Linked DNA regions of Homo sapiens: region 1 is linked to region 2. A link is a loop called in an ENCODE intact Hi-C map of the cell type or tissue named here. Cell type or tissue: PC-9. All regions are shown on one strand. Links, peaks and the distances in the headings refer to the core of each region. The heading gives the core; the rest is flanking DNA. Region 1 overlaps LINC03036 (long intergenic non-protein coding RNA 3036). Region 2 overlaps LINC03036 (long intergenic non-protein coding RNA 3036).

Evidence for each region. A loop is a pair of places that touch in the nucleus more often than their neighbours do. Peaks named below come from ENCODE experiments on the same cell type or tissue, not always from the same donor. Only the 100,000 strongest peaks of a DNase experiment are listed, where the experiment ranks them.
Region 1: a loop joins it to region 2, with 5 times the contacts of the local background. A loop is called at or near these places in 3 of 110 quality-filtered maps.

Annotation. Positions count from the first base shown.
Region 1 is chr10:118,827,445-118,843,104 of GRCh38, reverse strand. All of the region lies in intron 3 of LINC03036 (long intergenic non-protein coding RNA 3036), which reads left to right. Among named protein-coding and RNA genes, the nearest start is that of CACUL1, 80 kb to the right of the region's middle. In PC-9, for the core only: no CTCF peak of the experiment used is centred there; DNase peaks (open chromatin) are centred at 2,824 and 7,204; H3K27ac peaks cover 1,300 bases.
Region 2 is chr10:119,012,874-119,028,533 of GRCh38, reverse strand. LINC03036 (long intergenic non-protein coding RNA 3036) reads left to right here. Exons shown (of 4, transcript NR_186540.1): 2 at 2,674-2,737. Among named protein-coding and RNA genes, the nearest start is that of LINC03036, 8.9 kb to the left of the region's middle. RefSeq lists enhancers at 3,183-3,756, 4,942-5,584, 5,585-6,227. In PC-9, for the core only: no CTCF peak of the experiment used is centred there; DNase peaks (open chromatin) are centred at 2,563, 3,033, 3,513, 5,113 and 2 weaker places; H3K4me3 peaks cover 879 bases; H3K27ac peaks cover 3,781 bases.

The DNA.
Region 1 (15,660 bases), core at 2,488-10,487, 190 kb after region 2:
AGCAGAGAGGGTAGTTCCTCTCTGCAGCTGGTCTTCCCATTATCTGTGCAGCTCTCAGCAGAGAGGAGGCCCTAGAGTGGGTAGCTCCTCCCTGCAGCTGGTCATCCCAATGTCTGCTCAGCTCTGGCTAAGCCTGGGGTTTTTATGGGCCTCAGAGGGGAGGAAGTGTATGCTGATTGGCCCATGGGCAGCCATAGGTGGGTCTGGAAAAGGCACCACAAGTTCCCACTCCAGTCTGTGGGACTGGCAGCCCAGCCCTCCCTGGCCTAAAGGTGGGGCCTCACCAGGACCATCCCCATCCACCCAGGAACCTGTCTGCCTCCTGCTGCTGTTCTTGGTGCCCAGGCTGTAGGTGCCAAGGGGTGCCTGCAGGCCAGTGCCGAGCTGCCCTCAGCCCCCACTCAGCTTCCCTCCTATGTTCGTGGCACCCAAAGTCCAGAGGGGGCTGAAGAGGCAGGGGGCTGGCATGTCAGCACTGCTCCGAGTGTGTGCACACCCAGCTGGGCCACAACAGCACCCAGTCTTGGCCCTGACTTTGCTCTGAGATTGGAGCAGGCACTGACAGCAGGGAGAAGCCAGGCAGCAGGAGCAGGCGCTTGCAAGCCGGTGAGGGTGGCAGCGGCAGGGGGTCGGGGGGTACTTGGGCCTTCCTGGGCCCCCAAGAGAGCAGGGATGCCTGGTTCCACAGCCATGGTTTGGGCGGCTGCAGCTGCACCCGGGGGCGCTGGGCTCCTGCCTGATCCATGGAGCACGAGGCCCAGGTCTGCAGCTGCAGTTTCGGTGGCTGCAGCTATGCCTGGGAGGCTGGGGCTCCTGCCTGCTCCGTGGAGTGGGAGGCCCAGGTTTACAGCCAAGATTTGGGTGGCTGCAACTGTGTCCCTGGGAGGGTGGGGCTCCCACCTGCTCCTGGGCCCCAAGAACCTGGGTCAGCAGCCGTGGCTTGGGCGGCTGCAGCAACACCCAGGGAGCTCCCACCCCAACTTGGAAGGGGCTGGGCTCTCACTTGTCCTCGGCTCCTGCTGGCTCCACGAAGCATGCAGCCTTGGCTGTGCCTCCTTGCGTGGCCAGCGTGATGGCAGTGGCTGCTCCAGATGGCCTGCCGCTGCCATCACTGATACATGAGTGGATTAATGCAGGCATTGACACATTGTGGCCTGTGGGCCAAATCTAGACCTGTTTTGGTATAGCCTGTGAGCTAAGAATTTTAAAATATATTTTTAAATGGTGGGAGAAAAAAATAAAAAAAGTATTTTGTGCCATGTAAAACATATGAACTTCTACCTCTGTGTCTATAGAGTTTTATTGGAACACAACCATTCATTTATATAATGTCCAAGATTGCTTTTGTGCTGCGACGGCAGAGTTAAGAGGCTGCAATTGAGGTCTGTGTGCATGGCAGAGGCTAAAAGATTTGCTGTCTGGCCCTTTACAGAAAGAGTTTGCCAACCTGTGAATTAGGGTCATTTAGAAGTGTGGGTTTGAGACAACTGGGGCTCTGGATAGAATTAAGGCTGAGCGAAATGAGCCACGAACTAGCAGGTCTCAGCTAGGGCCAATTTCCTAATCTGTGAAATGGATGGATTAATATCACTCATCTCATAAGGCGGCTGCCTCCTAAAATCTGCTGACAGAAGGTTCATAAACGGTATGGATTTCAAGGCACTCGCACAGCTGGGAAGAGCCACAGATACTGGCTGGAGAATGGTTTCAGACCTGAGTCCTTGTCAGACCCACTTGCTGAGCTTTGAAGAACAGGAAGCCCTGGGCCGCGATTCCTTGGACATATCACTCTCTCCAGGTCTGGGGTGGGGCTGGGCATCTGTCCTGTCCACAAGCTGCCCAGTGATTCACACATTCAGGCCGGTGGGAAGCTGTGATTTGGCCCATGTGCCTCAAGGCATGGATGAGGAGACACAGGGGTTGATTACTCCTCTAGGCTCTGTCCTCCATGGTTCCTCCACCAGCACCCTTTCTTCCCGAGACCTCATGGCCCCACGTTTCTTCTCCTGTCCCCTCAGTGAGCTCAGTTTGTCCTGTGGCATGGCAGTTTGAGAACACCATTCTTTGGCCCTTGAGGCTGGGAGCTTTCTATGGCCGGGTGTGGGGGCGCACTTCGGTCTCCCCACCAAGGCCCTGGGGTGAGCCCACACTTGGTTCCACAGACAGCCCAGAGTGGGCAGCTGAGCCGCAGGGGTCAGGACAGCTGATGGGGTCAGGGGCACAGCTTTGACTCTCACTTGGCTCCTTCTCAACTGGGGTCACTCAGGTGAACCACTTAACAGTCCCCCACCCAACACACACCAGCCAAAATTTCCTCATCCATAATATATGGCTCCTACACCTGACTGGTTCTCTTCATCCTATGTGGCTGTTGTGGGGCCCAGAGAGACGACAGTCACAAAAGCACTCTGTCACTGGAGAACGCTGTGCAGGTGGAGCCGGGGCCCTTCAATATTCAAGAAATGAGTTCAAACTGGCCCGGAACCAAGGCAATGTGCACTCAGCCCACCCTCTGGCCATGTAGCCTTACCCTTCCCAAGCTACCCACCAAGGCTGTTGACCTTCCTCTCAATAAAGAGACATGGACATGGGCCTCGGTTGACCAACACTGAAAGTCCTGTGCCCTGGGAAACCTTTGCAGTGAATTCTTATAATTTTATGTTGCCTCAGCATCCATCTTGGATACACATTTAACTTTCTCCTACCAGAAGCAGGGCTCAGTTACTCTTGAGACTCTTGAGACAGTTTCCAGCTCCACACCCAAATGACTCAAGCCGCGGCTCCAGGTGAGAACTTAGAGGCCTCTCTCCCGCCCACCAGATGGGCTCCCCCGCCCCCGCCTTCCTGCTGCTTCCTTTAAACGGGCCATTCAGACAGCTGCCCATGAACTTAAGGTGACTCACTTCCTATTCCCTTATATACTACTCTTTGCCTCTCTGTCTCTCTCTGTCTCTGTATCTCTCTGTCTCTTTCCCTCTGCTTGACTCTTTGTTCCTGCATTCCATGACCCACGGACAGTGGACTGCCCTCCTTACCCATGGTGCCTTCCCTGCCCCGGATCTGTAAGTAAAAATATTTGAACTGACTTCCTGTCATGGTCGTGTATCGAACTTGCGCCTTCCATCTGAAGAACTGGGGGCTACCCCACTGGGTTTTCCCTGGGACATGGGAGTGGTGAGAAACACAAGGTTGGGCTTCCAGGAGGGCCAGAGTGACGGTCAGGTAGACACAAACTGGACACAGGTCAGACAAGACACAAGATCGTCTACCAGCATAAACACATTTCCTATGCCAGGCACCCTCCATTTGAAGGTTGGATAACCAGACATTAGGCCATCCGACAAGTAGAAGGATCGTGTGAAAGGCGTCCTGTAAACAACATGTTCACCTCCTCTTCATTTCTCATTAGGGCAGGGTTGCCAGCTGTGCTGGTACTGGAACCCCAATTTAGCTGAAGGCTCTCAGAACACCCCTCAATCCTGGGCAGATGGGATGGTTGGTCACCCCAGCTGGGCCTGACCCAGGGACTGAGCCTCTGCTCGCTGGCACAGGGTGGATCAGCTGGTTGTGATGGACAGGCAGGAGGCATGGCAAATTAGGGAAGTGACCTGTAAAGACTCCTTTCCTCCTGGCCATGACCTCTGCCCCACCCCCAGAGCCCCTCTTCTCCCAGGTCCCCCCTGAGTCCACACGGAACCTAATCTAAGCCTGCATTTGGAAATGGTCCAGTTTTCTCTCTCCCCTGCCCTCCTAAGTCTGAGTCACCATCACTTCTCACCTGGAGGGACTTCCAAACTCGTCCACCCATTTCCACTCTGTCCTTGTCCAATCTACTCTCCACACTGTCTACACAATCAACAAACCAATTGCCTCAAAATGCCAGTGTAATTATGTAGTCTATGCTTAAGGATTTTAGTGGCTAACCCGGTCCTCTTAGGATACAGACCTACCTCCTCACCTGGTGGGAGGGCCTGGCCCCATCCCTTCCTCCTCCCCAGGCTTCGTGCTATCCACCCCTACCCCTTGCTCACCCTGCTGATCTCCTTCCAGCTTTGGGGGCTGTTATGCACTGAACGTTTGTCCCCCTCAGATTCATACATTGAGACTCAATCCCCAATGTGATGGTATTTGGAGAAGGAGCCTTTGGGTGGTAATCAGGTGATGAGGGTAGATAGATCCCTTATGGGTGGGATTAGTATTAGTGGCTTTATAAGAAAAAACCAGAGAGCTAGCTCACCCTCTTTTCACCGTGGGAGAATGAAAAGTTGGAATTCTATAACCAAGAAGAGGGCGCTCACCAAAACCCAACTATGCTGGCATCCTGATCTCCAACTTCCAGCTTCCAGAACTGTGAGAAATAAATTTGTTGTTTATAAGCTTCCGAGTCTATGGTAATTTGTTATAGCAGCCTGAGTTGACTAAGAAAGGGACCTTCACACACATAACTCTGGTGCTTGGTCAGCTCTTCCTGCAAGGTTCGCCTGGTCAATTCCGTTCCTCTTTCAAGCCTCAGCATCAATATCATTTCCTCAAGGAAGCTTTGCTCAGCCTCCCTGATTGTACTGGTTTTACTGGTACTTATTCACAGCACGTAACACAAATGTAATTCTTACTTGTGTTTGTATGTGTGTGTCATTACTTGTCTTCCCTACAAGGCTAACTCCATGAAGGCAGGGATCACACTTCTTCCTGTATATCCCCTAAAGCAGGGATCAACAAACCTTTTTTGTAAAGGATCAGATAGGAAATATTTTAGGCTTTATAGGCCACATGGTCTCTGTTGAAACAACTCAACTCTGCTGTTGTAGCACCATAGCTATGGAGAACATGTAAATTGGCCAGGCACAGTGGCTCACGCCTGTAATCCCAGCACTTTGGGAGGCTGAGGCAGGCACATTACTTGAGGTCAGGAGTTCAAGACCAGCCTGGTCAACATGGTAAAACCCCATCTCTACTAAAAATACAAAAATTAGCCAGGCGTTGTGGCGGGTGCCTGTAATCCCAGCTACTCGGGAGGCTGAGGCATGAGAATCGCTTGAACCTAGGAGGCAGAGGTTGCAGTGAGCTGAGATCATGCCACTGTACTTCAGCCTGGGCAACAGAGTGAGACGCCATCTCAAAAAAAAAAAAAAAAAAAAAAGAACATGTAAAGCAATGTAACCAATACGGTTTGGATCTGTGTCCCTGCTCAAATCTCATGTCAAATTGTAATTTCCAGTGTTGGAGGTGGAGCCTGGTGGGAGATGATTGGATCATGGGGTTGGATTTCCCCTTTGGTACCATTCTCATGATAGTGAGTTATCATGAGATCTGGTTGTTTAAAAGTGTGTAGCACCTCCCCCTTCTCTCTTTCTTCCTCCTGCTCCAGCCATGTAGGTTGTGCCTGCTTCCCCTTCATCTTCTGCCATGATTGTAAGTTTCCTGAGGCCTCCCAGCCATACTTCCTGTATTGCCTGCACAACCGTGAGCACATTAAACCTCTTTTGTTTATAAATTACCCAGTCGCAGGTATTTCTTTATAGCAATGCAAGAATGGACTAACACAGTGATTGCGTTCCAATAAAACTTTACAAAAACAGGTGGCGAGTTGGATTTGGCCCATAAGCTGTAGTTTGTCAACTCCTACCTTGGAGCAGTTTTTCAGCATCACCTGGAAACTTAAGTTCTTGGGCCCTGCCCTATATCTGCTGAATCAAACAAATATTTTCCTGTTCATAGCCTTTACTTTCTTCTGGGATTCCAATTATATGTGTATTATTGCTATAGGTTGCTTGAAGTTGTTCCAGAGATCACTGATGCTCTTAAAGTTTTTAAAATCCCTTTTTAAAAAACCTATTTCATTTTGGATAATTTCTATTGCTGTGTTTTCAAATTCATTAATCTTCTGCAATGTCTAATCTACTAATCACATCCAGTGTTGCTTTTGTTCTGAGATGTTGTAGTTTTAATCTCTAGAAGTTTAATTTTGGTCATTTAAAAAATATATTCCATATGTAACTTTTTGAACATATGGAATACAATTATAATTGTTTTAATGTCCTTGTGTGCTATTTCTGACATCTGTGTCATTTCTGGGTTTTGATTGCTTGATTTTTCTCATTAGGGTTCTATTTTTCCTCTTCTTTGCATGCCTTGTAATTTTTGATTGGATGTCAGATGGTGTGAACTTTACCTTGTTGGGTGTTGGATATCTTCAAATTCTTGACCTTTACAGTTTGACCCCTTTGGGTTTTGCTTTTACGATTTGGTAGGCAGGGCTCAGGCTGGCATTAATTATTCCCCACTACTGAGGCCAGACTTTTCTGAATAGTCAATGCCCATGAATTATGAAGTTTTCCAGTCGGGCTGGTGGGAATAGGCACTATTTCTGGCTCTGCTTTGAGAAATTCTCTCTGTGGCCTTGGGTAGTTTCTTCCCAGGCATATACTGCAGCCCTGACTACTCCATCTTGGTCAAACACATGTCCGTAAGCAAACGTTTTGATCTTTAATATTCTGATTGGACAGAAGAAGTAATTCAGATCTTACAAATTTTAGCACATTCGATTCCTCAAAAACTCCAATGAAGTAGTTATTTTCATTAAAATAGCTGAGAAAAATAAGGCTCAGACAAGTGACGTGACTGCTTGTTAGACTCCCAAGCTCACCTATTTCACCACTTGATGTTGTTCTCTTTACACGTCTGCCAGCCCCTGCTGGAATGTCTCCTCTTCAGACCAAAGCACCCCTGGGAATGTAGTAGGTTAAGTTAGATCCTCCTCACTACTCAGAGTGAGGTCTGGGGGCCAGGATCATTGGCATCGTAGGAGCTTGTTAGAGATGCAGAGGCCCAGCCGTGCTGAATTAGAGGCTGCATGGTAGCAGATCCCTGGTGAGCATTACTGTTTGAGACACATTAAATTTGGAAAACAATTCCTGGGCCTTGATCACTTGAGCCCAGTCCTGGCTCCCTGCCAGAAAAGACACACTCAGAAGCCAGGACCACATGCAGGGTCACTTTAGGTGCCCATATCTCCTCCAATGGTAGCTCATGTGCCAGGCATAGCCCACTCTGGACAAGGCTTCTGGAGGAGCACACTGGACCCAGCCTCTGCCCTCTGGGAGTTTGCCTAGCCCATCAATTTCCAGAAAGCTGTGACTCATCTTGCTTCATCCATATCCCAGGTGCTGTCCTGGCTGGAGGCCAGAGGACTGAGCGTGGGAGAACTAACCAGGAAGGCCTTTGGGGAAGAGGTGGGGAGGGAGAGGAGATGGATGGCAGTGGGCAGGTGCCATCTCTGCAGGGCTGGCCAGGCTGGCTGAGTCTGGCCACTGCAGCACTGCCAGCTGCTCTTCTCAGCCCTTCAGCTCAACCACAGCTAGAGGCAGTACAGGTCACCTCCACACTTACCTTCTTATGCTTCCTCTCTGCCTTTCTGGGAGAACATTTCTGGAAATCCTCTGGATTCCTTGTCAGTAGGGCGGGACTGCCAAGCTGATGGTGCTAGCAGACCAAAACCACAAGAGAAGGAGAAAGCGGAGCTGCTAAAGGGGCTGTTTATTTCTTACTTCCTCTGAGGTCCTTACCTCACAATTCAAACAAATTGCCCCCTGGAAGAGGGTTATCCTAAGGTCCAGAGAACTGACAGAGGCTTAGCAGAGTTCTAGGTCAGCATCCTCTTCCCAAGCAATCACGCTGTTTCTATAAAGACAGAACTCCAGGTGCAAATAGAATTGTTCTCCTTATCAGGAGACTCTCAATCCCTGTCTAGGCAGGGGGTTCTTAGGCCCCTCTAACCAGTACCCACACCTACACAATACTTACAAAACATATTGTAGAACACATACTAGGGCAAAATGGAACAGGCACAGATGTGAAGGCATGGAAACCTGGCTTTGGATCTGGAACTGCATGGGGTATTAGCTGTATGACTTTCAGGAAGCTTAGGAGCTTTAAGCCTCAAATTCTTCACCTGTACAGTGGGGTGATAATAAGACCCACCTAAAAGAGTTTCAATAAAGTGAGTTAGTGTACGGACCAGGCATACAGCAAGTGCCCCCATAAATGGCAGCGTTCATTATTGCAGAATTACAGAAAGATGTAAGGACACACTGATAACAGACAAAGGCATCTTTGCCACTGTCCTGCTGCTGTTATCATTAGTTTAATGGCTCTTAACAGAGTCACCTGGAGGGCTTGTGATACAGTTTGGCTCTGTGTCCCCACCACAGTCTCATCTGGAATTGTAATGCCCACGTGTCAAGGGAGGGACCTAGTTGGAGGTGTTGGGATCATGGGGGCGGGTTTCCCCAATGCTGTTCTCCTGATAATGAGTGAGTTCTCATGAGATCTGAGGGTTTTATAAGCGGCTCTTCCCTCTTTGCGTGCTCATGTTCTCTCTCTCCTGCCACCATGTAAGACATGACTGCTTCTCCCTCCACCATGATTGTAAGTTTCCTGAGGCCTCCTCAGCCATGTGGAACTGTGAGTCAATTAAGCCTCCTTTGTTTATAAATTACCCAGTCTTTTGGATAAAGAACATGTGGTACATATATACCATGGAATACTATGCAGCTATAAAAAGGAATGAGGTTATTCCTTTACAGGGACATGGATGAAGCTGGAAGTCATTATCCCTAGCAAACTAACGCAGGAACAGCAAACCAAATACCACATGTTCTTACTTATAAGTGGGAGCTGAACAATGAGAACACATGGACACCGGGAGGGGAACGACACTTACTGGGGCCTGTCAGGGGAGGGTGAGCCGGGGTCAGGGGAGAGCATTAGGGAAAAGAGCTGATGCATACTAGGCTTAATACCTAGGTGATGGGTTGATAGGTGCAGCAAACCATCATGGCATATGTTTACCTATTTAACAAACCTGCACATCCTGCACATGTACCCTGGAACTTAATAAACTTTAAAAAAAGTAAAAGAAAATACATTAAAATAATTAAAATAAAAATAAAGTATTTTAAAACACTATCTTTAATGTTTATAGTCTAAAATATATTTTTCTAAATAAATTACCTACATTCAAAAAGTAAATGAATTACCCAATCTCGTGTAGTATCTTTATAACAACGTGAGAATGGACTAATACAGCTTGTTGAAACACATCTTCCTGGGTCTACCCCTACCCCAAGTTTCTGATTCAGTGGGTCTAAGGTGGGCCTGATAATTTGCATTTCTGACAATTTCCCAGGTGAAGCTGGCCTGGTGACTTCACTTTGAGAACCACTGGCTTAGTCTACCTTTGTTGTTTCTCCCCAGGAAGAGAACACAATCTGGTTGCATATTTGAATCACCTGCGGGTTCTTCAAACTCTAAGGCTGCCCAGGTTTCACCCCAGGCCAATTAGGTCAGGATCTTTGCAGAATGTGGCTCAGGGAGTGTTTCAAAACTCGCTGGGTGATTCTGATGTTCATCTAGTGTGGAGAACCAATTTGAATGCTTGAGTCAAAATCCCTCCTTGGGTAGATGCACGACCCTGGCTCTGATGTTTGGGGCTTTAGGACACTGTGTCTTTGTACATGGCTTCCTCTGGCTTTTTATTACAAACAAAACAAAAACATTCAGCCAAAGGCCCAATTCAATGACTACGACCTCCATAAGCGTAGCCATATTGCCTCTCCTCCCAGCAGAATTAATTATTCTTCTGTGCATACACCCTGTATTGAGACCCCTCTATCAGTTCTTATTTCTTTCTATTTTTTCTTAAGATTTAGTTGTTTATGTATCTGTGTACCCCTTCCCACCAGGCTGTGAACTACTTGAGGGTGGGGATTGGGTCTTAATTCAACTTTATGATTTCCCCAAAGAGCCTAGTTTGGTGCTGACTCAAGATAGCCTCATCAGTTTTTGTTCAAAAGCAATAAAATTCAGCTAGGTCCAGTGGCTCATGCCTGTAATCCCAGCACTTTGGGAGGCTGAGGTGGGCAGATCCCTTGAGGTCAGGAGTTTGAGACCAGCCTGGCCAACATGGCGAAACTCCGTCTTTACTGAAAATACAAAAATTAACTGGGCATCCTGGCAGGCACCTGTAATCCCAGCTACTCAGGAGGCTGAGGCAGGAGAATCGCTTGAACCCAGGAGGTGGAGGTTGCACTGAGCCAAGATCATGCCACTGCACTCCAGCCTGGGTGACAGAGGGAGACTGTCTCAAAAAAAATAAATAAATAAAATAAAAATAAATAAATAAATAAATAAAATTCAACTGAATGGTGATCCTTTCCAATCTCTAGTCATGTATTTATACCAAAAAAAAAAATAAAATAAATAAGGACAAATAGCTAAATAACCCAGGCTACAAAACTACCTAACTGAAATGTGAATACGTGTCTAATTTATCTGGAGTTTTGCTCAAATCCCTGCTTTTGTTGTCTAGCTGCACCTCACTGTTAAGCAGGGAGTGTGAATGTATCTTACAGTAACTGAAGCCACTTAGAAATAACTCCACCGTGATATTTAGCAAATTATTTTTAATCTGATGGGTAAACTCACATTAGTGCAGCTGTTCATGTCAAAGAGAAGGGAATAGAGCGAGGGGTGTTTCGCATGCCTGCTGGGCTCACTTCATAAAAGAAGGCTTGTTATCTTGCATTCTGTCTCCGGTCATGCTATTTCTGCTGGGGCAAGCTGTCACTGACTTGTCGCTGATGGCAATAATAAAACTTGAAGAATGGAGAAATATCCTAATTCAGTTAGAAGGCCCTGATTACATAAGTGAGGCAGTTTCCCGGATGAGGGAGGATCCTGGCCCCAGTTTCACTTTCCCAAGCCATGTGCCAGGCAGGCTTCCTGCAGCTACCGTCCCTGCCACCCCCCACCCCGCCCTGCTTCATTGCAGTTCTGTTTTCTTCTGTAGAACTCACTTCCAAGGCAGACCGCATCAGCTGCCTCATTCACTGGCTGGTTTAGTTCACCTGCCCGTGGGACTTAGGTCTTCCAGCAGAGCCACCTTCAACATTGCTGTTCAGCTAGAAAGAGGCTTCCTCCAGGCATTTGCACATCTGCTTCCTCACGATTCAGGCCTCAGCTCCTCTCCTCCTCAGAGAAACCCTCCCTGACCACCTGTCTAAAGCAGCCCCCACCCCCGCCAGCAGTCCCATTCACTGTCAGTGTTGTGCCAAACCCCTATTAATCTCAATAGGGAAGGCGCTGGAACCCAGTGGCAGAGAAGAGACCCAGAGGTAGCAAATGAGACATGGGGTTTTATTCGGGGCTTACATATAGGGGAGGGTCCAGTGGCAGCAGGCTGGATAGGAGAACCACCTCACATACAGAAATGGTCCTGTGGCAGTGGACTGGACAAGATATCCCCTTTCCTATGGTCCAGAGGCGGTGGGCTGGGCAGGAAAACTGCAATCACCTGCAAAGATCATGCCGTTTTGGTAGCATTTTCATTTAACACCTTCCCTCTAACAACCTTAATCTGGTAACCTTCATTTAACCCAAAACTCAGGGCCTCCATCCCCTGTTCCATGCGACATGCAGCGGGTGGGTTGGGGGGTAGGAGTGGAGCTCAGATGTTTCAAATGTTTATCATAGAGTTTCTCATAGATAAGTAATGACTCTCCAGGTTGGCCATTCCTGGATTCCCTAACTGGGAGCACACATTCAGGTGCATCTGCCATGTGTGGTCATTCTAAGGATATGTTTCAATTATTGCTGTCAGGTGCATTTACCCTATAGCTAGCCACTTGAGCAAGCCATTTTGGATGTTTGCTCAGTCAAGCCTTCAGATGACTGCAGCTCCTGCTCGTATCTAACCACAAGGACACGAGCAACTCCAAGTGAGAACCTCCCAGCTGAGCCTAGTCAACTCTCAGAACCATGAGAGATGTTGTTATTAATAGTGGTTGTTGCAAGCTGCAGAGTGTGCTGATCATCACAGCAAACCAGTGAGGAAGTCATTCTTATCCCCTTTAGAGAGGAGGAAACAGAGGCATAGAGAGGCTATTTAATCCCCACAACTATGGTGTGAGGCATTGATAGCCCCATATTACAGAGGGTAAATTGAGGTTCTCAGGCATTAGAAATCTGCCTGAGATTCCCAGCTGGGGGTTCCACCCTCACTGAAGCTTCTGTCCTCTGCCATGTGGGGCTCTCTTCCAGCTATGTTTCTGCATTTCACACCCAACAGGCCCTTCCAGGGAGCTCCTCCCTCCCCAAGCGAGCACCAGGGACTAAGTTCAATGGTGCCATCTTGGCTCACTGCAACCTCTGCCTCCCAGGTTCAAGTAATTCTCGTACCTCAGCCTCCCAAGTAGCTGGGATTACAGGCGTGCACCACAATGCCTGGCTAATTAAGGGGCTAACTTTTTATAAGCTAAGAACAGCACTGGGCAAAAATAAATTCCAGGTGGAGCAAGGAGCTAAACAAACAAAAAAACTAGAATAGGATAATATTTGCAGAAAATATAGGAGAGTATTTTTGTAATCTTGGGGAGTGTAAGCCTTCTCAAACAAGTCACAAAACCCAGATGCTCTAAAGGAAAAGATGGACATACTTGACATGTGACAGGCATTTATTTCTAGTGGACAATGCTGTTCTAGAATATGACTGAGTGAATACTTTTTGTGGGCCATATAGAGGTGTGGTTTGGCTCATCCTGGGTCTAATTCTCTCCAACCCTTAGTTAAGGGGGCTGTAATGACTCAAGCTTTCCATTTTCCCATCCTGGAATGAGGGGTGGATTAGGAGGAGCTGGAGGGGCCAAAGATGGTCTCTCTCTCTCTCTGTTGGGCTGGAGACTGGGCACATCCCTGCCCTTCTTGTCCTCAGTTTTCCCCTTTTACATGACATGAATGAAGAAGGTCATCTCCAAGGCCTCTGCTTGGAGAGAGGGAGACTGGCTGTTTTCCTGGTCCTCCAAGACCATGGTGATAGAGGGTGCTCCTGATAGCAGCTGCTCTTGGCTGAACTCTTAGAGAGGCAGGCAGACAGGCTTATGGGACTTAGAAAGAGGTCACCTCAATGGGCAGTGGCCTTAGAGGGAGGGTTGGCAAGCAGAGCTGGATGAGGATGGGATACAGGAAGCCAAGGGCTCTGCAGCCCAGCTCCCAGCCAAATCCCATGGCTATGTGGGTCCTGTCTACCTGAGCACATAGGTGGGCTCAGGGGGGCTAGAATGTTCTGATACAACAGGAAGGAGAGCAGGGCCAGTGTGTCTAGAGTGTGTTGGGGGGTCACCATGGCCAGATTTCTGCTCTCCACTTTCACAGGGGGGTTCCCCTTTCTGGGTGGTTTCTGCTTGCAGTCTGGCAAGCTTTGAGAGGACCAAGCCTTTGGGGCTACTCACTGCTGATAGTGAGGATGGCCATGTTCCTTGTTGCATGACTTAGAAATAGTATTCAACTCAGAACAAAGAAAGAGCCTCCCCACATCCCCAAATTAAAACCATGGCACAAGCACCTGAAATCAGGTGTTTTGGTTTTCCTCTCATGTAGAAGTCCAGGGAAAGGTGGGCCAGAACTAGTACGGGTTCCCACAGTGATCAGAAATAGATTCCTTCTGCCTTTCTGCTCCACCTTTGTTGGTGAGTGGCTTTCATCCTCAAAGTAGTTGCCTCTGATCCAAGATGATTATTGAGCTCCAGCCATCACATCTACATTCCACGTAGAAAAAAGAAACAGAGAAGAACAAAAATCAGCTTTCTGTTTTCCTCAGAAATCCTACCCAGCAACCTCTGCTCACATTTCATTGACCAGAATGTAGTCACTCAGGTTCAGGGGAGGCTGTGAAATACAGTTTTCTTGCTGAGTGAATTAAATAAGGATTCTGCTTCTAAGAATGAGAGAATGGATATTGGTAGGCAAACAGCAGTTCTGCAAGTAGCAGTTTCTTAGCATGGCAATCAAAGCCTTAAATGAACTTTCACCCCAGCAAGTCCATTCTGTTCCTCCCTTCCTGTATTACAGGCCTGGTTCACAGAGACAAGAGGATGGGAAAGAGAAGGTCATTCAGCCCTGACTTTGATCACCAACCTCTGACCATGCCTGAGCATTTTGCCTTCAGTCTCAGACTTTCTGCTTCTTCCAAGGTGGCCTCTGGAAACCCACATGAAGGGCAGAGTGGCCGATGGGTCTTATTCTATTCCCCAGCAAGTAGGGATAGTTTTCATTCAGCCTCCCTGGAGTCACCCACCAGGAAGCCACTGCTGGCTTAGGGCCACAGGTTGGAGCCTGCCATATACACATCACTGCATCCCCCAGCTGACTTGCTGTGTCTCACTCACTCACCCACATGTCCTCTCAACTCTAAGGAAAGAAAACCTCTTCTAGAGTTACTGCCTTTTAACCTGGAACTGGTGAAGCAGATAAATGGTCCCTCTGGTCTGGAGGGTGCAGTGATGGTGGCCTTTGGGCCATGGACACCTTCATTATTCATCCTTTCAGCTGGGCAACCTCTCAGATCAAATATGGGGTCTAGTTTTTAAAGCTGCTTTCATGACAGTGGTTTTCCATTTAATCCCCCAGAGCTAACAATATGTAATCAGTTTTCCTTAACAAATGACTTCCTAACTTCATTAGTTCATAATTAATTTGCTAGCATGTAACCAGATAATTAACACTCCTGATTAGAGACAAGCAAAAGAGGAACCTCTTTTTTCATGGTCGAAGCAAACATTGATTAAAATCCGAGCTGTTCCTTGATTTTCCCTACAATTTAAGTCAGTGAAAGTGGTGATTGGTGATTTGTGGTGGTGGTTTAAAAAATTAAATTGGAAGTGAGACCAGTGAGTCTTGCTGTGGAGCACTTAATTACCAACTTAGGTTTTGGATAATTTTGCTTTCTTTTTCTCAGCTACAAAGGTATGAAGCAAGAGAATCAAGTGGTAGCTGAATGTGTTTAATGGAAACCTTAAATACCTGGACTTCCAACTTGTTAGGAATGGGGCTGAGCTGGGGAGAAGAAGCTGAATGGAAAGGATCCTAGTCATGGACGTCATGTTTTGAGTGGTCCAGCCCACCATAGAATACAAAGCCCCTTCACTCCCTTATCTTATATGGTCTCCACACAACTCTGGGATGGGGATGGTGGGGAGGGACCAACCCAATTAGCCCTTCAGATGAGAACACAGCCCCAGGAAGTGAGGTGAGGAAAGTGGTGCAGGAGCTGGGAACTGCGCCCCCTGCAGGCGAGCCTGTTTCTTTCTCTTCTTCCTGGAGGTTGACACCAATGTCCAGTGATTCAAGGTTTTTTGCATCTCTGTGTCACCTGCACACGTTAACAGAGCAGGACTGGGACTAGATAAGCAAGGCATCTGGCACAAAATTGAAGGAAGCCCTCACTCTCAGACTTATATTTTGTGCCCTGGGAAGCTTGCTGTTCTTCTGAGCCCAGGCCCTGTATCAGAGCTGACCAACATCTGTTTCGCACCTACTCCCTGCCCTGTGCTAAGCATTTTCCTGCGTTGTCTCATTTAATCCTCACAGCAGCCCTCATGATGTGGGTGCGATTGGTATCTCCATTTTTACTGATGAGGAAAACAGAGCTTGCAGAGGAGTGACTTGCCAAAGCCATGGGCTAGAAAATGGTGGCTTGATTGACATGCTGGCTGGCTGGCTCCAGGGCTGGCTCGCCTCTGCTCTTCCAGCTGAGCCCCAGGTATCCCAGGCAAAGAAATGCTTGCAATTGGATGTCATCTATCCATGGCTGCTAGCTTAGGCTGG
Region 2 (15,660 bases), core at 2,050-10,049:
TCAAGCAATTCTCCTGCCTCAGCCTTCCAAGCAGCTGGGATTACAGATGCCCGCCACCATGCCGGGCTAATTTTTTGTATTTTAGTAGAGACGGGGTTTCACTATGTTGGCCAGGCTTGTCTTGAACTCCAGACCTCGCGATCCGCCTGCCTTGGCCTCCCAAAGTGTTGGTGTTACAGGCGTGAGCCACCGCGTCTGGCCTCTTTCTTTCTTTCTCACTCTTTCTTTTTTCTTCTTGATTTTTCTTTTTTCTTTTTTTTTTTTCTTGAGACAGGGTCTCACTATGTTGCCTAGGCTGGTCTTGAACACCTGGCCTCAAGCGATCTTCCTGCCTTGGCCTCCCAAAGTGCTGGGATTACAGACATGAGCCACCACACCTGGCCTCAACATTATAATTAAATACTTTGAAATGAATAAAACATGTTGTGTAAAAGCCATGGAGAATAAGAGCCAGAAGATGAGTTTTGATTAGGAAGATGGCAGGTGGTCTTACACTTCCCAACTTTTTTAAAAATTGAAAGTAGGAAAGGCTTTAGATACTGAGGGCTCTTCTAGGATGAAACCTAGAACTGGGATCAGGAAAATGCCTCCCCTGGCAGGTGGGCCCTGGCAGGGTGGGCTTCATGGGGCAGATGGGGCTTTCCTTCCTCACTCTGGACCATGCAGTGGCTGTGGAAACAATGAGCCCTCACTAGGCCTGAGGCCACACTCACAGGTCTTGGCTGTGCCCAGCAGGTTTAGAATGGCTCAGCAGGGGATGCCCAGAACCTAGTGCTGGCATTGGTTAATATTAGAATGAATGAATGAGGGAATCAGAATGTCAGCATGGGAAGGGATCTTTGGGATCATTCTGTTCGATCTTTTCTTGCCTTTTTCTTTTCTTTTTTAATAGATGGGGGTCTCGCTATGTTGCCCAGGCTGGTCTTGAACTCCTGGCCTCAAGTGATCCTCCTGTCTTGGCCTCACAAAGTGCTGGGATTGCAAATGTGAGCCACTGCACCCAGTTCTGTCCAATCCTTACAGATGAAGAAAATGAGACCTAGAGAAGAGTAGGATTTCTTTTTTTTTTTTTGAGACAGAGTCTCACTCTGTCGCCCAGACTGGAGTGCGATGGCACGATCTAGGCTCACTGCAATCTCTGCCTCCTGAGTTTAAGCGATTCTCCTGCCTCAGCCTCCTGAGTAGCTGGGTTTAGAGGCATGTGCCACCATGCCTACCTAATTTTTGTATTTTTAATAGTGATGGGGTTTCACCGTATTGGCTGGTCTCAAACTCCTGACCTCAGGTGATTTGCCTACCTTGGCCTCCCAAAATGCTGGGATTATAGGTGTGAGCCACCGCACCCAGCCAAGCAGGACTTCTTTAAGGCTACAGTGACTATGTGACAGAACTAAGACTCTGGTCCTGTTACTCCCGGCCGGGTGGCCTTCTCACTACACCCTGGACCAGCAAGGTATCTCAGACAATAAGTCTGTGCATGCATCCGCAGAACTCTAAGGCACAACACAGGGGAAGCTGGAAAGAAGTGAGGTGAGGTGAGGCGATATGGCCTTGGCTGGGGCCCCTGCCCTCAAAGAGCAATCCAGGGCTCTGGCTGGCAGGCGCGGGAAAGGACCTGAAGCAGTGAAGTGAGGCCTGTTCTGGCCGCCTCTCTGGGTTAGGGGTTAAAGATCCATGTTTCGGCCTCTTCCTTCTAGCCCCCGATGGTTGATGTAAGTCATGAAACCAGGCAGTAATATTCAGCACTTGCCAACCCAGATCCTTTTCCAAGTTTGTGTTGGCATGCAAGGTAGAAAGTCATTCCTTTATTTCCTCCCCTTCTCCACCAAAAATAAATAAAAGAACCTCCATGCCGCAGGGCTCCTGCAGACGCCTGGCAGGTTTGCTGACCCTGAACTCGGAGCTTTTACCACGAGAACGCCAGCCCCCCAGAGTGGTATGAAGATGATTATTCTATGAATGGAAAATTCCGCTCGGTTCACACAGCCCTGCAGCCTGCATCCTTTCAAGACATGCAGACTTTTCAAGCTCTGAAGATGGGGAGCCACAGTTCTGAGAATAACTTTGGCAGGAAAAGTTTAAAATTGCCAGCTGCTGTGTCTGATCCCCCTTGGTCAGGCCAGAGAGGCGATGGCACAGAAGCGGAAGCCTTCTTGCCTCCCAACATGGTTTTCGGCCCTTGTGGTTGTACGGGGAGAATAAAAACTTTTAAGGGATAAGAATAGGAACAAACACCTTGGCTGGGACCTGCAGCCTGGGTATGTGGGAAGTGGAGCTGGGATGGAGATGCCCCAGAAGGAGGTGGAGAAATGAGTGTGTCTTGGGGTCCGCCATGGGCTGTTTCCCCAGGCTGCTCCCCTTGACTGCTATACGAGGTGAGTAGACATTTGACCCAGAAGGGAAGTCGGGAAGTGGAGGCCAAGTGCATGAAGGCTTTTGTCGTGGAGCACACGCTGGGCCTCAGTACCCTGGGAGCCTTTGCTCTCAGTGACCATAGAAAGGCCAGTGTGGGCACCTGGCCCAGCTCTGGGTTAAATAAACAGTGACTTTTGTCACCCAGCAACAGGCCTCAGCCTGGCTGTGAGCTCTCTAGCTCTTTGAGGTGTTGGCACGATTTCAGAGATGTTCTTAGCACCTCTGATGAAGTCTCACTGCCTTTTGCTCACTTTCCAGGAGTCTGGAATGAAACAGATGGAAACAGCCAGTCTGTGAACGTTTCTTCAGGTATCCGGCAGAGGTGAGAAGACAGGTGGGCATGGGCTACACCTCAGAAGTTAGAGGGTGCTGCTTGGTTTCTTCTGGAGTGGGGCAGTGGGGCCTGCCTGGCACAGGCTGAGGGCTCTGGCAGGGCAGGGGTGGGTGGTGGGGAGGGTGCCTGGGTTCTGTGCTCCCACCTCTCCACATGGCCCCCAGCCCGGGCCATTTCCTTTGCTGGCAGCAGAACTGAACCCTGTGAGGCAGCTCACAGACCTCAGGCTCCTGAGGCTCTTCAGAAACATGAGGTCAGCCCTGGGGAATGAGGCAGCTTGGCCGGGGTCCAGGCGGCTATAGCGATGCTGTTTGTCAGGTTCTGGGTTCCCGCTGACCCCCTGCCAGGACTTTGCCAGGGACAGGAGGTGCTTTGGCTCCGTCAGCCATGGGCCTGGAGGTGGGTGAGGTGCATTTGGGCACGAGGAGCCCTCTCCTGGCTGACTTTGTCCACATCATGGCTCTGTCAAGCTCAGAGAGTCCTGGGATGGGGCTCCTGCCCTTTGGGGGGCTTGGGCTTAGGGTCTGCTGTTGTGGAGAAGCCATATGGTGAAGTGGGGAGAGCTTACTGGGCCTCGGGACAGGGTTTGCACCCTGGCGCTGGTGCAAAGTCACGTGTAGTGGACAAGGGGCTTAACCTCTCTGGGCCCCAGATGCTGCTTTTGGTCAGTGAAGGGCTCTTGTCGAGTAAAATGGCAGCCACTCCCCCTCCTTGCAGACTTAACTTTGTTCTGATTCCTTCCCTCAGCCTCGGGGCATAACTGTGACAGGTTTAAGCAGAAACATCCCATTTCCCCTAGTCACCACTGGGTAAGGGGAGGGCTGGTGACCCATTCTCACCCTGGAGATCTCAGCGGACATCTGCTGTCTGCTGGGAGGATACTGGGAAGGGGTTTGCTTCCTTATATAAAAAGGGGGAAGAAATAAAGAACCAGGGCCCTCACCTTCTTCAGCTCAGGCTATAGAGCTGAGGTGATAAGGCTTAAGGACACAAAGCTGGCGCAAGGTGATGGCTTACCAGAAAAGTTAAAACAAAAAACAAACCTTAGTGATATTTTTGTTGATGACTTGGTGACTTGTTACACGAGATAATTATAACATCTCTATTATTTCAGCCACTTCAAGTCAGGTATCCTTTTATTTATTTATTTATTTGAAACAGTGTCTCACTCTGTCACCCAGGCTGGAGTGCAGTGGCATGATCTCGGCTCACTGCAACCTCCACCTCCCAGGTTCAAGCGATTCTGGTGCCCCAGCCTCCCGAGTGGCTGGGATTACAGGCATGCACCACGATGCCCAGCTAATTTTTGTATTTTTAGTAGAGACAGGGTTTCACCATGTTAGCCAGGCTGGTCTTGAACTCCTGACCTCAGGTGATCCACCTGCCTTGGCCTCCCAAAGTGCTGGGATTACAGACGTGAGCCACCACACCACGTCCAGGTATCCTTTTATACGTGCAGTTGACTTCATTCTTAATCAAGCTTGTCCAACCTGTGGCCAGGTGGCCTCATGTGGCCCAGGACAGCTTTGAATGCGGCCCAATACAAATTTGTAAACTTTCTTAAAACATTATGAGATTATGCACAGACCTTTTTTAATTAAGCCCTTCAGCTGTCATTAGTGTGTTTTATGTGTGGTCCAAGACAGTTCTTCCATTGCGGTCCAGGGAAGCCAAAACATTGGACACCCTTGTTCTAAATGAAACATGTAATACTGTGAAAAAAAATACATTTGGTTATTCTGTCGAAAAGGTAGGCTACCATATTCTGGCCAGGTGGAGGTGACGACCATGTCAGAATTCTCTGTGTGTGGACAAGGCTGGAAGGGGATGCGGAGAATGGGAAACGGGTGCCGTGGTGTCATCTCACACCCCCTGCCTTGGGCTAAAGTCTCCCAGCTGGTAATAATACCACCACCATCAGCACCAGGTGCTTGACATGCACTATTCCATGTGCCCCCCACCCCCAACCCTGCCCCGCAAGGCAGGTGCGCTGGTGACCTGTTGGAGACGGGGGCAAAGCTCAGCATGGAGCCCAAGGCTGAGAAGCTCAGGAGCAGCAGGACTGAGATTTGCACCCATTTTTCTCTCACTCCCCGAACCTGGGTTTGTGCCTCCTTGGATGCACCCGGTCATTCTTGGGACTTCTGGGGTCCAGATGTGCGGGAGACTGGCCAGCAACACACAGCGGCAGGGGCAGGAGAGGACACATTCCAGTCCGTGTCAGCAATGTCCCCTGAACAAAACCAACCCCATTTAAAAGCAGTCTGGGTGTTTCTGTTTATCCAGTAGTGGGTACTTTGGTAAAGTGAGTAATCCTTTCTCCCTCCAGCACTTGCCCTCCTCCCTGCCATGTGGTTTTCTTTTAGAAATCTGGAGTGTCCCAATTTTGTTTAAAGCAGGAGCTGCCTGGAGGCTGACAGGCGGAAGGGCAGATGTCCCTGGGCTGATGATGCTGATAATAGCAATAACAGTAGCTCACAGGTGCTGAGCCCTTACCGTGCACTAAGCATTCACTCATATCATTTCTGAAATCCTCCCAGCAGGCCTACAATGATAAGCATTTCACAAAAGGGAAAATGAGGTTTTGGGAGGCTAAAAGCATGCCCAGCAGCTCACAGCTAGCTGGTAGGTGGCATTTCTTCAAGGCCCGCACTGTTAACCCTCACACCTCCTTGATCATCCCCTGGCCCGTGGATACTCATTCATTTGGAATTCACTACATCCGGCCTCCCCACCTCCTCCTGTGCTTCCCTAAATGGGGCCATCAGCCTTCTCTCACCCGTCGTCAATCCCTGCTGTCTGCAGGGGGAGGGAAGTAAAAAGCTGACAGGAAGGAGTTACATGTAAAATGGTAACCTGTAGATTGAGACTGTTCTCCAACAGGTCTGAGGGCTCTAGGCAGAGGGAGGGGAAGCGGGGATATGAGGGCTGTGGAAAGGATGGGACCAGACTGCCAAGCAAAGAATGCTATGTGTGGTTCTGCAGGTTGTGTACAGTTCTGCAGGTTGTGTACTGCACAACCGCTTCCCATCTAAGGGGGCACCTTTACTTCATAGACATAGTAACTCTGTGATCATTTTCTGGCCGACCTTGAGTAAAGTATCTTCTAACGAAATCAGTATATTATGACACTTCACTGACAGATGGAAAAAGATACCTTGTGGAAGAAGTGTCTTTTCCTAATTTGCTCAAAGCCCAAAGCTTTGGCTCTGGCCGAGGTGTGAAATGCTGAGCTTCTTGAAGGCGGGCCTCAAGTTTGACATTAGTACCCCTTTTCTTGTTTCCCCATTCTGAAGCTTCAGGTGGAGAGTCTCCTGAATTCAGCTGATCAGGTGCTGGGCACAGTTCTGCCCTGGTTGTTACTGGTGGATCAGCTGCCCCTTGGGACTAACATTTAACTTTATTTTTGAGACAGTCTTGCTCTGTCGCCCAGGCTGGAATGCAGTGGCACGAGCTTGGCTCACTGCAACCTCTGCCTCCTGGGTTCAAGCGATTCTTCTGTCTCAGCCTCCTGAGTAGCTGGGACTACAGGCATGCACCACCACGCCTGGCTAATTTTCATATTTTTAGTAGAGATGGGGTTTTGCCATGTTGCTCAGGTTGGTCTAGAACTCCTGGGCTCAAGCAGTCCGCCCGCCTCACCCTCCCAAAGTGCTGGGATTACAGGCGTGAGCCACCTCGCTGGGCCGGGACTAACATTTTAAAGATTGCTCAAGTCATTTTAGCCATCTTCTTCTGGTCTTATCTGATTTGCACTGATCCTCTCCCAGCCGTCCTGAGTTCTCCAGGGATTTTGTGTGCTCGGAGCTGCCTCTCCACAGTTGTGTCTGTCTTCAGGCTTCTACGGCTTAGTGACCAGAAGGCAGGTGGGCCCCAGGGAGCGGATGGAGGATCCAAGCTCTGTATAAATTGAGTAGCCTCGAGCAAAATCAGTTCCTGTCTCTGGATCTTAGTTTTAAATTTCAGTTTAAAATAATTGGGCTGGCCTAAGTGATTTCTTGGCCCTTTCCATCTCTAAAATTCATTTATTTACCATCAAGGTCTGGGGATAAGTGGCAAATAAGACTGACGTACTTCTGACCTCATGGAGCTTACACTCGAATTGGGCAGACAGACAAGTAAACAGGCGATGACACTTGGTGGGGGCAGGTTCGCTTCCTGTTGCGGTTGTAACAAATTACCACCCATATAGTGGCTGAAAACAACACACTGATTTTCTCAGCGCTCTAGATGTCAGAAGTCCACAGTGGGTCTCACTGGGCTGAATTCCCTCTGGAGGCTCTTGGCGGGGAACCTGTTTCCTTACCTTTCCCAGCGTCTGGAGGCTGCCTGCCATTCCTGTGGTTCGTGGCCTTTCCCTTCTCAAAACCCAGGGATAGCAGGTAGCTGAGTCCTTTCCACGTGGCACCTCTTTGTTCTTTCTTCTGTCTCCCTCCTCCACCTTCCAGGACCCTGGTGGTCCCACTGGGTTCACTGGGATAATGCAGAATGTGCAGAATGATCTCCCAATTCTAACATCTTTTTTTGTTTGTTTTTGAGACAGAGTCTCGCTCCATCACCCAGGCTGGAGTGCAGTGGTGCAATGTCGGCTCACTGCAACCTCTGCCTCCCATATTCAAGCGATTCTCTTGCCTCAGCCTTCCGAGTAGCTGGAATTACAGGTGCGTGCCACCATGCCCAGCTAATTTTTGTATTTTTAGTAGAGACAGGGTTTTGCCATGTTGGCCAGGCTGGTCTCAAACTCCTGGCCTCAAGTGATCCACCTGCCTCGGCCTCCCAAAGTGCTGGGATTACATGTGTGAGCCACTGCGCCAGGCCCCTATTCTAACATCATTTAATTAGCAACCTTAATTCCACCTGGAACCTCAGTTCTCCTTGGCCATGTCAGGTAACAGATCCACAGGTTGTAGGAATTAATATGCCTTTTGGGGTCATTATTCAGCTTACCACGGGGAAAGTGCAGAGGGCTGTGAACTCCCTGGCAACAGCACCCCACCCACACACGGGTGTGTCATGACTCCCAAGACCTTGGCATAGCCAGAGTGCAGCTGGGCTGGGGAGGTCAGGTTTCCTCTGTCAGTTGGGACCTGACACAGTACAGGGGAAGCTGTGAGGTGAGGGAGCACTACACAAAGTGTGTGTGTGTGTGTGTGTGTGTGTCCCTCAGGCAGATGGAAAGTGATTGCAGAGGAAGGGTCTGAGTTGCAAAGAGGATTAGTGAGCAAAGAAAGGCATACTTGTGTGGGAGACTCAACATACTTAAAATATTAGGTTGGTGCAAAAGTAATTGCGGTTTTAACTCTTTAATGGCAAAAACCACAATTACTTTTGCACCAAACTAATAATAATGATGTTATTTAATTTGTCATTAAAACAAAAAAAGAGCCAAGTGCAACAAAAATACCCAGCAATAATAGAACAAGCATCAGGAGTGAGAGACTGGAGTGAAGTGCTCCAAAACCCTTATATTGTTCAAGGAGAGGGGAAAGATACTAACTTTAATATTTTATAACCTATGGGAAATTTCAAGAATTACAGAAGTAAAGATCATAGCATAATGCATCTTTTTTTTTTTTTTTTTTTTTTGGAGACAGAGTCTTGCTTTGTCGCCCAGGCTGGAGTGCAGTGGCGCAATCTCGGCTCACTGCAAGCTCCGCCTCCCGGGTTCACGCCATTCTCCTGCCTCAGCCTGCCGAGTAGCTGGGACTACAGGCGCCTGCCACCGCGCCCGGCTAATTTTTTGTATTTTTAGTAGAGACGGGGTTTCACCGTGTTAGCCAGGATGGTCTCGATCTCCTGACCTTGTGATCTGCCCACCTTGGCCTCCCAAAGTACTGGGATTACAGGCGTGAGCCACCACACCCGGCCAGCATAATGAATCTTAACCCAGTTTACCCTTAATAACTGGCTACTCTTATTTTTAACTATCTCCACACCTGTTTTTTTTTTTCCCTATCTCCTATACTATGGATTATTTTGGAGAAAATCTTGACTATCAATATTAATTAAATTTAGATTTTGAGAGGTTAAGCATGTAAGTTAACATTTTTAGGGAACCAATTTGGAAAAAAAGAGAAAGGAAATAGAGGGTATAACTTTCTTTCTTTTCTTTTTTTTTTTAGACAGGGTCTTGCTCTGTCACCCAGGCTGGAGTGCAGTGGCATGATCACAACTCACTGCAATCTCAACCTTCCCAGCTCAGGTGATTCTCCCACCTCAGCTTCCCAAGTAGCTGGGACTAGAGGTGCACAACACCATGCCCGGCTAATTTTTGTGTGTTCTGTAGAGACAGGGTTTCACCATGTTACCCAGGCTGGTCTTCAACTCGGGGGCTCAAGTGATCCACCCTCCTTGGCATCCCAAAGTGCTGGGATTATAGCTTTCAAAATAATAGATGTAAAGAAATGGAATGAGGAAAGGATAATAATTACAAAAGAAAGCATGACAGAGGGAAAAATAATCACATAAATGGTAGAACAAATTGGAAGTACACAATAAGATGGTTGAAGTACGTCCAAACATATAATTACTGTAATAAATGTAAATGGACTAAATGTTTTTATTAAAACACAAAGATTTCAGACTGGATTTAAAAATCTGCTATATGTCCTCCATAAGAAACTCTAATGAAACATAAGGATACAGAAAGGTGAAAGGTGAAAGGATGCAAGAAGTCATGGGAGGAGACACCACCAAGGAACAGCTGATGTTGCTGTGCCAACAGCCAACAAAATGGACCTATGGCTATGTAATGTGAAAGGTTCAGTTTACCAGGAGGCTATAACAGTTCCAAGGTAATATATACTTAATAATTTAACTTCAAAGTATAAATAAAAAAACTGATAGAATTGCAAGGAGAAATAGGAGAAATAGACAAATCTACATTAGTGGGAGATGTGACAACTCTCTCGTAGGTAAAATAGACAATATTATTAAGGATATAGAATATATTTAGTAATATTGAATAATGATATGTATATAATTATATATACATATAAATATACAAACACTGCCTTGAATAACTGCAGAATTTACATTCTTTTCAAGCACTCAGAGCATTCATAAAAGTTGACTGGGGCCAGGTGTGGTGGTGCATGCCTGAAATACTAGCTATGTGGGAGGATCACCAGATCCCAGGAGTCTGAGACCAGCTTGTGCAACCTAGTGAGACCCCCATCTCTTAAAAAAGAAAGTTGATGGGATTCTGTGCCATCAACCAGGTATTAACAAATTTCACAGGATTGGTGTCACATAGGATTCTCTGGTCACAAGTCCATTTCATTAGAAATCAACAATGGAAGAAACTAGAAAAGGATACAATACAGAGAAGTGAAGGAATTAGTGAAATAGAAAAGAAAAGATATGATAAATGATTGACAAAGCCAAAAAGTTGATTTTTTTCTTCTTCTTCTTCTTTTTTTTTTTTTTTTGTAGAGGCAAGGTCTCACCATGTTGCCCAGGCTGGTCTCAAGTCATCCACCTGCCTCGGCCTCCCAAAGTGCGGAGATTACAGGCATGAACCACTGTGCCCAGCCTAAAAAAGTTGATTCTTATAAAAGACTAATAACATTAACAAATATTTAGCAAGATTTATTAAGAATAAAAGGCATGACAAACAATTCCATGACTATAGATACTTCCTCAATTTTAAGATGTGGCTGAGCGCAGTGGCTCATGCCTGTAATCCCAGCACTTTGGGAGGCCGAGGCAGGTGGATCACTTGAGGCCAGGAGTTCGAGACCAGCCTGGCCAACATGGCAAAGTGCCATCTCTACTAAAAATACAGAAATTAGCCGGGTGTGGTTGTGGGCGCCTGTAATCCCAGCTACTCGGGAGGCTGAGATAGGAGACTTATTTGAACCTGGGAGGCGGAGGTTGCAGTGAGCTGAGATTGCACCACTGCACTCCAGCTTGGGTGACAGAGTGAGACTCTGTCTCAGAAAAAAGAAAAAAAAAGTTAAAAATATATATGAAATGGGCAATCTGCTAGAAAAGTAAAACTCAGTAATTTAAAAACCTCAGTAATCCTGTAACCAGTTAATAAATTTAATCAGAGTTAAAAATTTCCTCACAAAGAAAACACTAGATCCAGATGACTTTGAAGATAAATTCTGCTACTAAAAAACCAAATAATTCCAATTCTACACCAAACTTTTATAGGAAAAAGATCATTTTCTAATTCATTTTATGAGGCTAGTATAAAGCACAAGAAGTATAAGAAAAGAAAATTACAAACCAAACTCACTCATGAACATATGTGTAAAAATCTGAAACACAATATTAAACCAAATTAGTAATGAAAAATATTTAATTAATCAGGTCTAAGATGAATTTACCTCTGGAATGGAATCTTGGTTTAACATTAGAAGTCAATTAATGTGAGGCCAAACTCAGTGGCTCATGCCTGCAATCCCAGCACTTTGGGAGGCTGAGGTGGGTGGATCACTTGAGCTCAGGAGTTCAAGACCATCCTGGGCAACATAATGAAACCCCGTCTCTACTAAAAATACAAAAATTAGCCAGATGTGGTGGTGCAGGTCTGTAGTCCCATAGTCTCCGCTGCTTGGTACAAGAATCACTTGAACCTGGGAGAGGGAGGTTACAGTGACCCGAGATCATGCCATTGCACTCAAGCCTGGGTGACAGAGCGAGACTCTGTCTTGAAAAAAAAAAAAAAAAAAAAGTCAATGTAATTCACCACATTCATATATTAAAGAAAAATATGATTACCTTGGTAGATACAGAAAACACATTTGATATAATTCAACATACAGTTATGATTAAGACTCTTGGAAAACTAGAAAAAGAAGGGAGTTTCTTTAATTGATACAGCGTATCTACAAACCTTGTAGCAAATATATTTAACACCTCTAATCATCGTGTTCCTGGAGGTCTCACAGGTCCTAGCTACTGTAGTATGGCAGAAGAAATAATTAACATTAAGCGAATCAGGAAGGAAGAAATGAAACTGCATAAGATCATATGTTTTTTGTGTAAAAAACATAAGCACTACAATCAAGTGTTAACATGAATAAGAGAGTGTAGTGAGTTTGCTGGATACAAAATCCATACATAAAAATGAATTGCATTTCAATATATCAAAACAAACAGAAAATGTGATTAAAATATTATTTATAACGGTGTTAAGAAAGCTCCCCAGAGTGTTTTATCCAATTCTGCCCACTCCTTCTCCTGCTCTCCTGTGGTAGGTTTAATTTTATCCTTTCCCTGGGTCCAGCTTTCTTTTTTTTCTCTTGAGATGGGGTCTCACTCTGTTACCCAGGCTGGAGTGCAGTGGTGCCATCTCGGCTGACTGCATCAGCTTCACAAGTAGCTGGGACTACAGGTTTGAGCCACCAATGCCAAGCTAAGTTTTGTATTTTTTGTAGAGACAGGGTTTTGCCATGTTTCCCAGGCTAGTTTGAACTGGGCTCAAAGTGGTCTTCCTGCCTCGGCCTCCCAAAGTGCTGGGATTAAAGGCGTGAGCCACCGTGCCTGGCCTCTGGGTCCAGCTTTCTACTTTCTGGGGATTCCCCCTCTCTACCACTCCCAAAGTTTGTGGTATGATAGTGTTAACTGTAGTTCTGGACTGGGTTTTTCTCTTCTTTTATCCTGCTCTGGAATGTAGATGTTTAATAATTCACCTTCTCTATCCTTCCTCAAAATGTGGGATAACACAATGACTGTGGCCCTCGTTGGAAATTAAACTTGTTTATGCAAAAAACAAAAAAACAAAACCAAAAAAAAAGCTCCCCATAAAGAAAGCACCTGACCCATCTGACTTTTCAGACAAGTTCTATTCAAGGAATATATATATATGTATATATTTTTTTTTGAGACGGAGTTTCACTCTTGTTGCCCAGGCTGGAGTGCAATGGTGCGATCTTGGCTCACGGCAACCTCCGCCTCCCGGGTTCAAGCGCTTCTCCTGCCTCAGCCTCCTGAGTAGCTGGGATTACAGGCATGAGCCACCACGCCTGGCTCATTTTTTTGTATTTTTAGTAGAGATGGGGTTTCTCCATGTTGGTCAGGCTGATCTCGAACTCCTGACCTCAGGTGATCTGCCTGCCTCAGCCTCCCAAAGTGTTGGGATTACAGGTGTGAGCCACTGCGCCCAGCATTATTTTTTTTCTTTTTGAGATTGAGTATTGCTCTGTAGCCCAGGCTAGAGTGCAGTGGCTTGATCTCAGCTCACTGCAACCTCCGTCTCCCAGGTTCAAGCGATTCTCCTGCCTCAGCCTCCCGAGTAGCTGGGATTACAGGTGCGTGCCACCACACCTGGCTGATTTTTGTATTAGGGGTTTCACCATGTTGGTCAGGCTGGTCTCCAACTCCTGACCTCAGGTGATCTACCCACCTCGGCATCCTGAAGTGCTGGGATTACAGGTGTGAGCTACTGCGCCCGGCCAGGTATAAATAATTCTAATCTAATAAACTATGTACAAGACCTTTATGGAGGCAATTATAAACCTCCATTGAAAGAGATTAAAGAAAACTAAACTGGGGATATGCCATGTTTGTGTGTTAGAAAACTCACTATTATAAGGTTGTCAGTTCTCCCAAATACACCTATTTAGATTGAATGTAATTCAAATCAAAATCCTCACTTTTTGTGTGTTTATGTGTGTGTGTGTCAAATGTGACAAGCCAATTCTAAAGTTTATATGGAAAAACAAAGACCAAGAAAGTGAACACACTCTTGAAGAAAAAGAACTAGATGGGCAGGGAAGGGATGGGGCTTGCCATGCCAAAGATAAAAATTATTCTAAAGCTTTAATAATTCAGATGCTATTGACCACCCATAGATTGGTTGCCTATGGACCAGCATTAAAAGTGCAGAAGCAGACCCACTCATATAAAGAAACTTGTTCTGTGGTGGGAACTTGATCTATGCTGGACTTTACAATAGACAGTGTTTGGTAATTGAGAATCCTTACGGAAAAAAAAATCAGACTTCTATATCACATTTTAGATAAGAATCAATTTCAGGTAGATTAAAGACTTAGCTGTGAAGGCAAAACTCTAGCTTTTAGAAGACAATATGGGACAATTCCTATGATTTCAAGGCAAGGAAGTATTTCTTAAACAAGGCAAACACACAAAATAACCCACTAACAATAAAGAGAAGAATTAATAAATGTTACTTAATTAAAATGAAGAACTTCTGTTTCTTAGAAGACACCACACAGTAAGTAAAAAGACAAGTCATGGCCAGGCGTGGTGGCCCACTCCTGTAATCCCAGCACTTTGGGAGGCCAAGGTGGGCGGATCACTTGAGGCCAGGAGTTAGTGACCAGCCTGGCCAACATGGTGAAACCCTGTCTCTACTACATATACAAAAATTAGCTGGGTGTGGTGGCACACACCTGTAGTCCCAGCTGCTTGGGAGGCTGAGGCACAAGAATCGCTTGAACCTGGGAGTTGGAGGTTGCAGTGAGCCGAGATCAGGCCACTGCACTCCAGCCTGGGTGACAGAGTGAGACTCCCTCTCAAAAAAAAAAAAAAAAGTGAGAGGAGCTGTTTGTAATACATGTCATTGACTAAGGTCCTAGTGCCCAGAAGATATAAAATAACTAAAAATTGATATGAGATATACACACAAATAGAAAAATTTGTGAAACGTGTGAAAAGGCACTTATAGCAGAAGAAATGTAAATGGATATTAAAAGGATAAACTAGATTATAATCGGGAATTCAAATTATAACTAAAATGAGATACCACTTTACACCATCAGATTGGCAAAATCAAATATTCTATCAATATCAGACATTGACAAGAATGTGGTATAACTGGAACTTATATATTGCTAGAGAGAATTAAATTGGTATAATCGATGTGGAAAACAACTTGGAAATATTTAGAAAAGTTGAAGGCAAAAATAATTTGTGGCCTAGCAGTCAGCCAGACAGATGCTCCTGAGGACCAGGAAACACGATTAAGAATGTTTACACACTACCTACCAAACTAAAGTGGTTGTAGTAAAAGAAACTGGAAAAACCAAGTGAGGACATGAAGAAACTGGAACTTTTTTTTTTTTGAGAAGGAGCTTTGCTCTTATTGCCTAGGCTGGCGTGCAATGGTGTGATCTCGGCTTACTGCAACCTCCGCCTTCCGGGTTCAAGCGATTCTCCTGCCTCAGCCTCTTGAGTAGCTGGGATTACAGGCATGTGCCACCATGCCCAGCTAATTTTGTATTTTTAGTAGAGATGGGGTTTCTCCATATTGGTCAGCCTGGTCTCAAACTCCCGACCTCAGATGATCCGCCCTCCTTGGCCTCCCAAAGTGCTGGGATTACAGGCATGAGTCATTATGCCCGACTTTTTTTTTCGAGACAAAAGTCTCCCTCTGTCTCCCAGGCTGGAGTGCAGTGGTGTGATCTCGGCTCACTGCAACCTCTGCCTCCCAGGCAGAGCAATTCTTCCTCAGCTTCCTGAGTAGCTGGGATTACAGGCACCTGCCATCCGGCCCAGCTAAATTTTGTATTTTTTGTAGAGATGGGGTTTTGCCATGTTGGACAGGCTGGTCTCAAACTCCTGACCTCATGATCTGCCTGCCTCGGCCTCCCAAAGTACTGGGATTATAGGAGTGAGCCACCACACCTGCTGGAAAGGCACATCTTATATGGTGGCAGGCAAAGCAAGAATAAGAGCCAAGCAAAAAGGGAAAGCCCTTACAAAACCATCAGATCTTACGAGATGTATTCACTACCACAAGAACAGTGGGGGAAACCGCCCCTATGATTCAATTATCTCCCACCGGGTCCCTCCCACAACACCTAGGAATTACGGGAACTACAATTCAAGATGAGATTTGGGTGGGGACACAGTCAAACCATATCAACTACTCAGAAATAAAAAGGAACAGACTATAGATACTGAAGGTTAAAAACATTATGCTCCGTGCAAGAAGC